Regions from separate parts of the Homo sapiens genome. Here regions 1 and 3 are each linked to region 2. Evidence: chromatin loops called from intact Hi-C (ENCODE). Cell type or tissue: gastrocnemius medialis. All regions are shown on one strand. Each heading gives the region's core, and the rest is flanking DNA. Links, peaks and the distances in the headings are about the cores only.

What was found. A loop is a pair of places that touch in the nucleus more often than their neighbours do. Peaks named below come from ENCODE experiments on the same cell type or tissue, not always from the same donor. Only the 100,000 strongest peaks of a DNase experiment are listed, where the experiment ranks them.
Region 1: it touches region 2 in a loop (4-fold over the local background); 6 of 110 quality-filtered maps call a loop at or near these places.
Region 3: a loop joins it to region 2, with 6 times the contacts of the local background. A loop is called at or near these places in 3 of 110 quality-filtered maps.

What each region holds. Positions count from the first base shown.
Region 1 is chr2:127,067,180-127,069,679 of GRCh38, forward strand. It overlaps BIN1 (bridging integrator 1), which reads right to left. Exons shown (of 19, transcript NM_139343.3): 6 at 1,745-1,852; 7 at 984-1,076. Among named protein-coding and RNA genes, the nearest start is that of BIN1, 39 kb to the right of the region's middle. RefSeq lists enhancers at 221-852, 853-1,483. In gastrocnemius medialis, for the core only: CTCF peaks have their summits at 1,048 (motif pointing right) and 2,099; DNase peaks (open chromatin) are centred at 1,022 and 2,062; H3K4me3 peaks cover 861 bases; H3K27ac peaks cover 2,500 bases.
Region 2 is chr2:127,409,703-127,415,370 of GRCh38, forward strand. LOC124908047 (translation initiation factor IF-2-like) reads right to left here and starts at 652. Exons shown (of 3, transcript XM_047446883.1): 1 at 594-652. The coding sequence starts at 652. RefSeq lists enhancers at 1,123-1,322, 1,463-1,512. In gastrocnemius medialis, for the core only: no CTCF peak of the experiment used is centred there; DNase peaks (open chromatin) are centred at 2,059 and 2,469; H3K4me3 peaks cover 286 bases; H3K27ac peaks cover 1,597 bases.
Region 3 is chr2:127,507,886-127,510,385 of GRCh38, forward strand. The region is part of intron 2 of IWS1 (interacts with SUPT6H, CTD assembly factor 1); the gene reads right to left. Among named protein-coding and RNA genes, the nearest start is that of IWS1, 17 kb to the right of the region's middle. In gastrocnemius medialis, for the core only: no CTCF peak of the experiment used is centred there; a DNase peak (open chromatin) is centred at 976; H3K4me3 peaks cover 503 bases; H3K27ac peaks cover 2,500 bases.

The DNA.
Region 1 (2,500 bases), core at 1-2,500, 340 kb before region 2:
CCGAAAAAATGGGGCAGCTGCCCAGAGAGAAACCCAACCTCCGGGGCCGGGCCCCTATCGCCAGCCTCTCGGGAATATGGAGAAGTGTGAGGGCCACATCCAGGCTGTGACTACACTGACCTGAAATGTGCCTCAGTTTCATTGGCGAGAAAACCACATGACCCACCTCTCACAGGGCACTGCATCCAGTGGTCCCTGGCCACACTGTAACCCATTTGGAGGGCAGGGGGCTGAGAAGACCATAGCCTCTATGGCCAGGATGGTGAGATGGCCCAGGAGTTTTGTAAAAAAGCCTCCTCCGGGAAGCCCCCCAGGAACACTGTGGTGCTGGTCACTTGCCCTCCATGAATCCCCAAAGGCCAAGGACCCATGCTTCCCCTCCACGTCTCAGCATCCCATCCAGACTGGAGGGTCCTCCCAGTAACTCCTCCAGAGTCACCACGGGGACCACAAGTCCGAGGAAAATGACGCAGGGGCTTCAGTCAGGAGAGCCCCAACCCTGCCCCTAACCGGCTCTGGGGCCCTGGGAGGAGGCTGTGATGTGCCTCTCTGGGCAGCTTTCTCTGCTCAGTAAATTCAAGATGATCTCAGAGTTGTCATGTGGCTTGAAGGACAGGCATGGCAGTACAGGGGCCTGATGATGTCGCCTCCCTCCCCAGAGGAGCCCTCACAGAGGACAATGGCTCAAAGGCATTCCTGGACCACTAGGATTTCAGAGGAGTCTCCAGGAATGACCACAGATGCAGCCACGGAGCGGGCATAGCTATGCCCCCACCCAGGTCACACAGAGCCCCTCAGCCGGTTCTTTGACCCCTACATTTGACTTCAGGTCTCCTCTGAAGCAGAGCTCTCCCAGCAGAGGCCTTTGAAAAACCCTGCCCCAGCTGGGCTCAGATGCCAGCCCTGCATTCCACCGCAGGGCGAGAGGACAGGACGACAGACCGGAAGGCGCCAGCACGTGCAAGGTTAGAAGCCAGTGTCACCTGATTTCGGAGCAGGTTAGTTTGAGCTACGAGATGAGCCTGCAGTTTGCCTTGGCACCACTGGGGGGCGGCTTTCTCAAGCAGCGAGACAGGCTGGGGTGGGGAGGTCAAGGCAAAGGAAGGTGGAGAGACCAGGGAGGTGGGGAGAGAGAAACAGAGACACACAGATTAAATGCAGGTCCACACGCCCCACGCGCGGGGGCCACCCCAAGCAGATATGGGCCCTTGAGGCCGAGAGAATTAGGGGGAGCCCGGGGGGTAAGGAAAGGGGGTGAACTCCAACTGCAGAGGCAAAAGGTGAGCGTGGTTAGCAGCACAGGGGGCCCAGCAAGCACGGCCCTGCCCGGAGGACGGGGCCACCCCAGCCCCTCACCAAAGGATGAGTGGGGCCAGCTCTGCACCTACTGGCTCGCTCCAGCCAGGGACAGGTCGCCTGGGATCGCGTGACGAATTCCACCCGGCTCGCCAGGCAGGGCGGCGCCGTTCCAGGGAAACCCAGGAGGCCCATTCTCAGGCTGGCAGGTGGCCTGGATCAGGGCTGAGGGGCCAGGGTGGCACGGGGGGCAGGAATGGGCCTAGGGTGGACCTCACCCAGGCACCCACAAGGGCCTCTCACTCACCGGCCTGGGCCCTGTATCGTCCCCACCCCCAGTTCAGCCACCTGGGGCCAGGCAGGAGGAAGCCTCCACCCTCGGGGTCCTAGACACCCGCCCTCTCTCAGCCCCCTGCAGACGCTGCCCCGACCCGCCTCCAGCCCTTACCTTGGCAATTTTGGCTTCATCCTTCTTTTTGGCAGTTTGAAGGGACTCGTAGTGGTGCCGGGCACTGTCGTAGTCCACCAGCTTGCGCCCCCGCTTGGCAATGCGTGACTGGGGCAGACAGAGGAGGGCACTAAGCGGGGCCTGGCACCCCTGCTGAGACTCCAGGTCCAGTGGATCCTGGAGGGACCCGCAGGGCGGGCAGGAGACCCCAGCTCCACAGGAACCCTTGAGCCCTTGTTGCTGGAACCCTCCTCGTGGCAGAGAGCTCACCCCCTCCTGGCCGTCCAGCCCCACTGTGTGAAACCACTTCCTTGCACATGAGCCCATGTGTCCGTGTCCACCAGCTGGTGACGTGTCAGCCAAGTCTTTTCCTTGGCCTGGCCCCTGGCTTCTCATCTCCACAGCCACCAACATCAGACTCAGGGAGCTTGAGGCATCTGCACTGGGGACCCCTGAGGCTAGCATGAGCATGACACCCCCATCCTGCCCACCAAGGGGATCTCGTCCAACCCAATGGTCAACCCAGGCTTCCATGTGCACGTTACCGGGGACCACTCGCCTCGGTGGATACCAGAGACACTGCCAGCTCCGAGCACCAACCCAGGCCTGGCAGAGACAGCAGGCTTTGCGAATGCACACAACCACACGCACACACCCACACATGTAGACCCAGACAACAGGTGACATGCACACATACCCTTCCAAGCACCCATGGTGTAAACACAGGGGACCTGCAGGCACACACATGTGTAGGCC
Region 2 (5,668 bases), core at 1,495-3,994:
TGGCTCATGCCTGTAATCCTAGCACTTTGGGAGGCCGAAGCGGGCCGATCACTTGAGGTCAGGAGTTTGAGACCAGCCTGGCCAACATGGTGAAACCCTGTCTCTACTAAAAAAACAAAAATTAGTCGCCCGTGGTGGCACCCACCTGTAGTCCCAGGTACTCAGCAGGCTGAGGCAAGAGGATTGCTTGAACCTGGGAGGTAGAGGTTGCAGTGAGCCAAGATCACGCCACCGCACTCCAGCCTGGGCAAGAGTGAGACTCCGTCTACAAAAAAAAAGACATTTTGGTCCTATGATATAGTAGGATATTTTGACTCTTTTTATTTCCTTGCCTGCAGCCTTTAGTAGGAAGTTCTTCCTTGATGTAGTGATGAAACTGAATATAGTTAAATGGAAAATCCTTTGACTTGCAGCTCTGCTCTTAGAGAGCCCTCAGTACACTGACTCCTGAGGTCAGTCCAATGTGATGGCCTCAAGCTGCTATCTCAACAAAAGCGTTTGAGAATGGAATACTTAGGATTGTACCTACAAGCAACGGCAGGGTTTTAGATTTGTAGGGATTCGTTTCCAGCTGTCCAAAGATGTCCATTCACTTTGCATCTGCAGGCTGGTTTTGGTAAACCAGCAGTTTGTCATCTTTTGCATCTATCATGTAGGATATCCATGGCTAAGATATCCATCCTTTTTGAACTTTTTTTTTTTTTTTGAGTTGGAGTCTTACTCTGTCGCCCTGGCTGGAGTACAGTGGCGTGATCTCGGCTCACTGCAACCTCAACTACCCAGGTTCAAGTGATCCTCCGGCCTCAGCCTCCCAAGTAGCTGGGAGTACAGGCGCGTGCCACCACGCCTGGCTAATTTTTGTATTTTTAGTAGAGACAGGGTTCGCCATGTTGGCCAGGTTGGTCTCGAACTCCTGACCTCAGCTGATCCACCCACCTCGGCCTCCCAAAGTGCTGGAATTATAGGCGTGAGCAATGGCACCCGGCCCTTTTTGAACATTTCTGAGCACACTGGATGTCACTGTAAGTTAAACCTCTCTCTGTCTCTCTCCTTCTCTGTCTGTGTTTCTCTCAGGAAAAATAGTTTTAAAGCACAAAGATACTTTGAACTTGTGAAGTTGAAGTTGAAGTTGAATTCCAAATAAGTTACAGTTTTAGTAAAGAAGTGAGAAAGTCTTGTTTAAATTGGCTGTCCTTTTCTGGTGACATTTTGGTTTCGTTTCCAAAAAATGAGTCATTTTTCATTATATGAGCTTTGTCAGTACCTACCTATAACATCGACAACTCAGGGACAGTCAGTTCATGCTTTTCCAGAGCCCTTATGGGCTCCTCAAAGATCATCAGGCAGTTTTGGAGGAAGAACTTATAAATTTCAGTTTGACTGTTTAACCATAATCTTTTTCTCTATTTTCATTCTTAATATATTTCCAAATTAGACAAGGACATTCTTCTTGTCCCATGCTTTGAAAATATGGTTGTATGGCAGGCTGCCTTTTTACCCTGGCAACAGTGACAGCCCTCGTGTAGGCACATGTCCAAAGGAGGCCATCTCCTTCCATTTCTGGAATGTGAAAAATCTCATTAAGTGCTTTTTCATGCTTTGAGGAAACTGAAAAGTAAATAAAAGCTTTCATTTTGAAAGCATCAATATCACAGGGAAGGAAACTCCACCCCTTTTTACTGATGTGTACAAAATGTGCAGGACACTTCGTGGCTAATATTTTTAACTTTTCTTTGGTAAAGCGTTCATAGACTGCATGGAATTTGCAAAAATTTACATTTGCACGGTCTGCCAAATAGGCAGACAGATGGGCAAAGTCATGTTTGTATTTGGACAAGATAGCATCAACATTCTTTTTTTTTTTCTGCAGGTGGATTAAAATCTTCATAGAAATAAAAAGGATGATTTGAAACTCCATTTTTTCAAATCAAAGTATTTACAAGTTAGGAGAACTGTTTTTCATTGCCATGATTGGATGCAGCACTTGGTTACTGTAGAAAGCATGATTGTTGGTGGGATCTGGCAGAATCCGCTGCATGTTGTAAAGGGTCAACACAGCTGCCATCGACATTTCTCCCTTTGTTCACCCACGTGATATTTCAGTTACAGCCTGTAAATGAGGAAATGTGCCCCTACTCAGTTTCAAAAAACAATCAAAGGAGCAGCACAATCACACAAATTCATTTTTGTAGTTTGCCCTAGCTAATTCAGCAGCCACTATTTTCAATTGGTGTCTTTTGTGGAGACAAAAAGCTTTTTGGTTAATGTGGACATACTTGCCTATCTCACTGAGGACTTGTGAGGCAGTCTCTACAGTCCCTTCTTCCACCATGCCCAACCCCGAATTCTCTCTGCTTATTGCGCAGTATCCCTTGTTTTGATTCTTTACCTCCCTCATCCAGTTGTCTGTGTCACTCCTCCTGTCGTTAAAATAACATGGCCATTTGGGTCACGCGGGCATTGATATTGCAACACCATTTCCTCATTTTCATCACCTGAATGCTTAAGAAAACATGGCCTCAGTAGTCACCATGCTAAAATTAAACTAGCAGTGTCTCAATACAAAGCACAACAATTAATCCGCAGGCAAAGTGGATGGTCACGTTCAAGATTATAGCGCGCTTAAGTTACATCACAAGGAGTGACATAATAATGGATGATCCACTATGGTGTACTACAAATCATGGTGGTTGTCCTCAGCAACAGACACTAAGGAAGGTGATGTGCCCATTTGGCACTAAAACCAGTGTTGCCTTCGGCCTCTGTTTCTGGGGTTGCCATGTGGGTTTTATACCTTTCCCCTAATCTCCTGTATCAATCACTGAAAACCTCGACTTTTCTCTTCCCAAGGGAGAGTTTACTTCCCTTTAACTTTTTGGCTTCTTCTTTAGGACTTTTAGTGTTAAAAATGGTACAATCCCAGACAAATGGGATAGTTGATCATCTTATCATGTTTATAGAATCAAGAAATAATGTCTCAATTTAAAAAGTCAATTGTATTTATAAACACTAGCAACAAACAATTGTAAGTTCAAATTTTTAAAATGCCACTTACAATAACATTTTTAAAACATGAAATAAGTAGGGATAAATTTAACAAAATATGTTCAAGACCTATACCTGAAAACAATTAAACATTGGAGAGAGAAATTAACAAAGAGCTGAATAAATGTAGAGAAATACCATGCTAATAGATGAGAAGACTCAACATTAAGATGTCTTTTATTCCTAAATTGTTCTATAGATTCAATTCAATCCAAATCAAGATTTCACCAGGAATTTTTTTTTTAGAAATTGAGAAATTGGTTCTAAAATTTATATAGAAGTAGAAAGGACCTAGAATAGCCAAAACAATTTTGAAAAATAAGAACAAAGTTGGAGGACTTACACTACTTGATTTCATGAGTTACTTGAATCTTGTAATAGCAATTAAGACATTATAATGTTGGCATAAAAATGAAAGATAGATTAACAGAACAAAATAGAGTCCAGAAGTAGATGTATGCATATACGGTCAATTGATTTCAACAAAGCACCAAAGCAATTCAATGGGAGAAAGGATAGTGTTTGCAAGAAATGGGACTGTGACAACTAGATCTCCATATATTTTAAAGAATGATTCTTGGCCCCTACCTCACACCATATACCAAAATTAACGAATTCAAAATGGGTCAGAGATGTAAATGTAAGAGTGAAAAACCATAAAGCTTCTAGAAGAAAACATAAGAGAAAGCCTTTGTGACCTTGAATAAGGCAGTGTTCTTTGGTAGGACACAAAAGCACGAATCATAAAAGAAAATGTTGATAATTGGACTTCATCAAAATTACAAACATCTGTTCATTAAAAGACACTGTTAAGTATAAAAGACAAGTCACAGACTGAGAGGAAATTTTTGCAAAATACTTAGCTGACAAAGGGCTTGTTACTAGGATACATACAAATTCTAAAAACTCAATTTAAAAAACCCTCAAAAACAAAGAAACAAACAAAAAACAGCCCAAAGACTTAAACTGGCACTTCACCAAAGAAGATATAAATAGCAAATTAGCACAGGAAAAGATGCTCAAAATCACCAGAGAAGAGGGAAATGAAAATTAAAGCTACAATGAGATACCACTACACATCTATTAAGAAGGCTAAAAATTGAAAATTAAAATTAAAAAACAACCGACAACACCAAATGCTGGTGAGGATGCAGAGCAACAGGAACACTCAGACATTGCTTGGTGGGAATGCAAAATGCCACCACCACTCTGGAAAAGTTTGACTTTATTTTTTTTTCCCAAAAGTAAACACGTACTCACCACATGACTCAGCAATCTTATTCCTAGATATTACCCAAGAGAAATGAAAACATATGCCCACACAAGGACCTATACATAAATGTTCTAGCAGCTTAATTTAATGATAGCCAAGAACTGGCAAATGGATAACAGATTGTGGCACATCTATATAATGGAGCCCAGTCAGCAATAAAAAGAAATAAAGTACTGATATAGAATTCCACATGAATAAATCTCAAAAGCTTTATGCTGAGTGAAAGAAGGTAGTCTTAAAAAGCTATGTACTGGTTGGGCACGGTGGCTCACGCCTATAATCCCAGCACTTTGGGAGGCTGAGGTGGGCGGATCACTTGCGGTCAGGAATTCAAGACTAGCCTGGCCAACATGGTGAAACTAAAAAATACAAAAATTAGGCAGGTGTGGTGGCGTGTGCCTGTAATTCCAGCTACTCAGGAGGCTGAGGCAGGAGAATCACTTGAACCCAGGAGGTGGAGATTGCAGCGAGCTGAGATCACACCACTGCACTCCAGCCTGGGCAAGAGAGCAAGACACCAACTCAAAAAAATATATATATGTGCTGTAGGATTCCCTTTATATGCTATTCTAGAAAATGCAGATTATAGAGATAGAAATCCAATCAGTGGTTGCCAAGAGTTGGGGTGGAACACAGAATTTCTGAGGGTGATGAAAATGTGTATATCATGATGTGGTGGTGGATGCACTATAACATACATTTGTCAAAACAAGCAGAACTGTACATTTTTAAAGTGTGAGTTTCCCTGTGTGTAAATTATACCACAATAACCTGACAACAACAAAAGAGAGAGACGTTGGACTGCATCCATCCCACTCCACTTCTTACCAGGGAGCTCCCGGGAGCCTCTCTAGTGTCTGTCCTCCCTGCCCTGCCTGGGGTGGGCTGAGCAGCACAGCGTCCCTGCAGAGAGAATGGAGAATGGGCAATGCCCACACAGGGGAGTGGCATGGGGTGAGAAGGAACCTTAGTCCCGTCAGCCCTGACCACCAGCCCATCTCTCATCACTGTTCAGCAGAGTGAGCTCAAGTTGGGTTTCTGGCATCTATTGGCAGAGCCAGGGCCAAAACGCAAGGGGTGGGGAGTGTTGTACAGGTTAGGGCTGACTGAATGATCAGCCCTAATCTGTACAACGGATCTGTGCAGTCTGAGCTTCCACACAGCAGCAGCTGTCCTTGACCCCTTCCCCTCCTAGTCGGCCCCTCCCTGACCTTCCCAGGCCTGTGGGAAGTCCTGTTAAGTCCCAGGCCATGTCCACTTTGTATAAAATACTTAAAAATAAGGCCAGGCACAGTGGCTCCCGCCTGTAATCTCAGCACTTTGGCAGGCTGAGGAGGGAGGATCACTTGA
Region 3 (2,500 bases), core at 1-2,500, 97 kb after region 2:
ATGTGAAAAATTATTTAAAATAATGTGTAAAATTACCTTCCAGCTATGTATATAAGACACATGAATTTCGTGTTTAGACTTGGGTTCCATCGCCAAAATAGCTCACTCTGTATAAGTAAATATTCCAAAACTCGAAAAAATTCTAAATCCAAAACACTTCTGATTTGAAGCATTTTGGATAAGGGATACTCAACGTGTATTTGTTAAATGAGTAATAAAGGCCTTAAGTGGGAATAACATAAGGTGAGGAAAAATTAATCCAACAAGAATGTATTTCATGTCTACTACGTGCAAGACACCAAGAATCCAGGCGGAGTATGTCACAGGGCCTGACCTTAAGAGCTGCTGTCTGATGAGGAGCCAGCCAAGCATACTGTAACAGTATAGTGTGACATGCACTATTCACAAAGTATGTATATGATATTTCAAAAGTGTACTGGAAGTGCATCTATATGAAACTGAGCTGCAAAAAAAAGGTGTGCAGACAACAGGCATGTTTGCATGCAGTTTGTGATGGCTGAGTTAAGACGGGAGGGTGGGGAGAGGCATACAGTACCAGCAGAGGCAATTAAAGCAGGAGGCAAAAAGGAAAATTATAATTGGCTTTTGGAATGCTCTCCATGATATATCCATCACATAACTCTAACACCATTTCTATGTGTGACTTGATTTATTTTAGTTGAAACTACAGAAATCATCTCTAGCTAAGTCCAGAAAAAAAGAACAATCTTCTCAGGATCAAAGTCAGTTGAATGACTAAACACTTGGGAAGGTTAAGTACCAACGCAGCACAGAGAGCTTAGAAAAGGGAACTCAAGGATCATTTTACTAGAGTACCATCAGTAACATGACTCAGCTATACCCTGTCTAGAACCTAAATTATAAATCCCCAAGAGAGATGACTTAACTGGCCAAGGCAATATTAGAAACTGTGACTCAATCAGTTACAGCTGGATCGGGGCACAGCACTGGGAGTCACTCCCAAAGAAGTGAGAGACACTGGGCAGTCATCCAAAACTCACCCGCTACACTCTACCCCAGATTTCCTGACACATGGTGTAGCATTCCAAAACAAACCCTTACAAGGACACTGCATAAGACAATGATTGTAAAATTTAGGAATCCTCATGAATTTTTTATGAGTTTCACGAAAACATAGCATTATGTATGGCATGACAGGGCAAAAAAGGGGAGAAATCACTACAGTAAAGAAGTACTAGTTTAATAGACTCGAGCTAAAGAATACACTTAGACAACACCACCACAGAATTTGGGACGAGTATGCTGGAAATTATACAGTTAAGCTTAAAAGTTATCAAAACAATATCCAAAGTTTTTAGAGTGGTTTTGGCAATTAAATTGCAAGCTTAAAAAAAATCCAAAAGACAGTTTTTTAAAAGTCAGATGAGTACAACAAACCAACAGTTGAAACTGACATTTAATGTCATTTCTAAAATAATGTAACACATTTCCTAGTTGTAATGGTAAAAGAAATTGAGCACTCAGAAGGTCCTTAGATGCTTTAGAAACATCTATAATGCCGCCGGGCGCAGTGGCTCACGCCTGTAATCCCAGCACTTTGGGAGGCCGAGGTGGGCAGATCACGAGGTCAGGAGATTGAGACCATCCTGCCTAACATGGTGAAACCCTGTCTCTACGAAAAATGCAAAAAATTAGCTGAGTGTGGTGGCGCACTCCTGTAGTCCCAGCTACTTGAGAGGCTGAGGCAGGAGAATCACTTGAACCCAGGAAGCGGAGGTTGCAGTGAGCCAAGATCGTGCCACTGCACTCCAGCCTATGTGACAGAGCAACACTCCATCTCAAAAAAAAAAAAAAAAAAAAAAAAGCCATCGATAATGCCTCATACCTCCTTCTTAGCCATCATTCACACTGCAGTTATAAATCACTGGTTATCCATCATAATAAACAATCTTGTTTATCTCAGTCTACAAAGAATAACCACACTTCTTATGACCAGGGCCACAATACACAGAGAGATAACTGACATTCTTAAACTGCAAAGTAAATAAAACTGCTATAAATCAAATAATAATTTGTAAAGTATTCAAATTTCAAAGTATTATATCGTCAAATGGAAACGTGTATAGACCCAAATAACTCAGGACACTTTGTTTCTTCTTTACTGGTGAGAAGTGTCAAACTCAAAGTACTTGATGTTGCATACTACTCTACCATTATAAACTGGTAAAATGCTCAACACTAAACCACACAGTACATTCCATGAGGAAATATCTATAGGACCATTTTCAAAAACATGTTTCACGGGACCTTAGTTCCAGAAGATATAGCTGAAACTATCATACTGGACTTTGTCAATGCGTATCAGTTTAATGAGCATGAAAGAATCTGAGAAACCCTGCAGTAAAATACATAATGCTGTCAATCCAATGTAGTTCCTGGAGTGTTGCAACACTCTGAGAAACTCCCAAGCACACACTTAATATAATGAAGCTATAAACCAGAATGTCCCTTGTGTCCC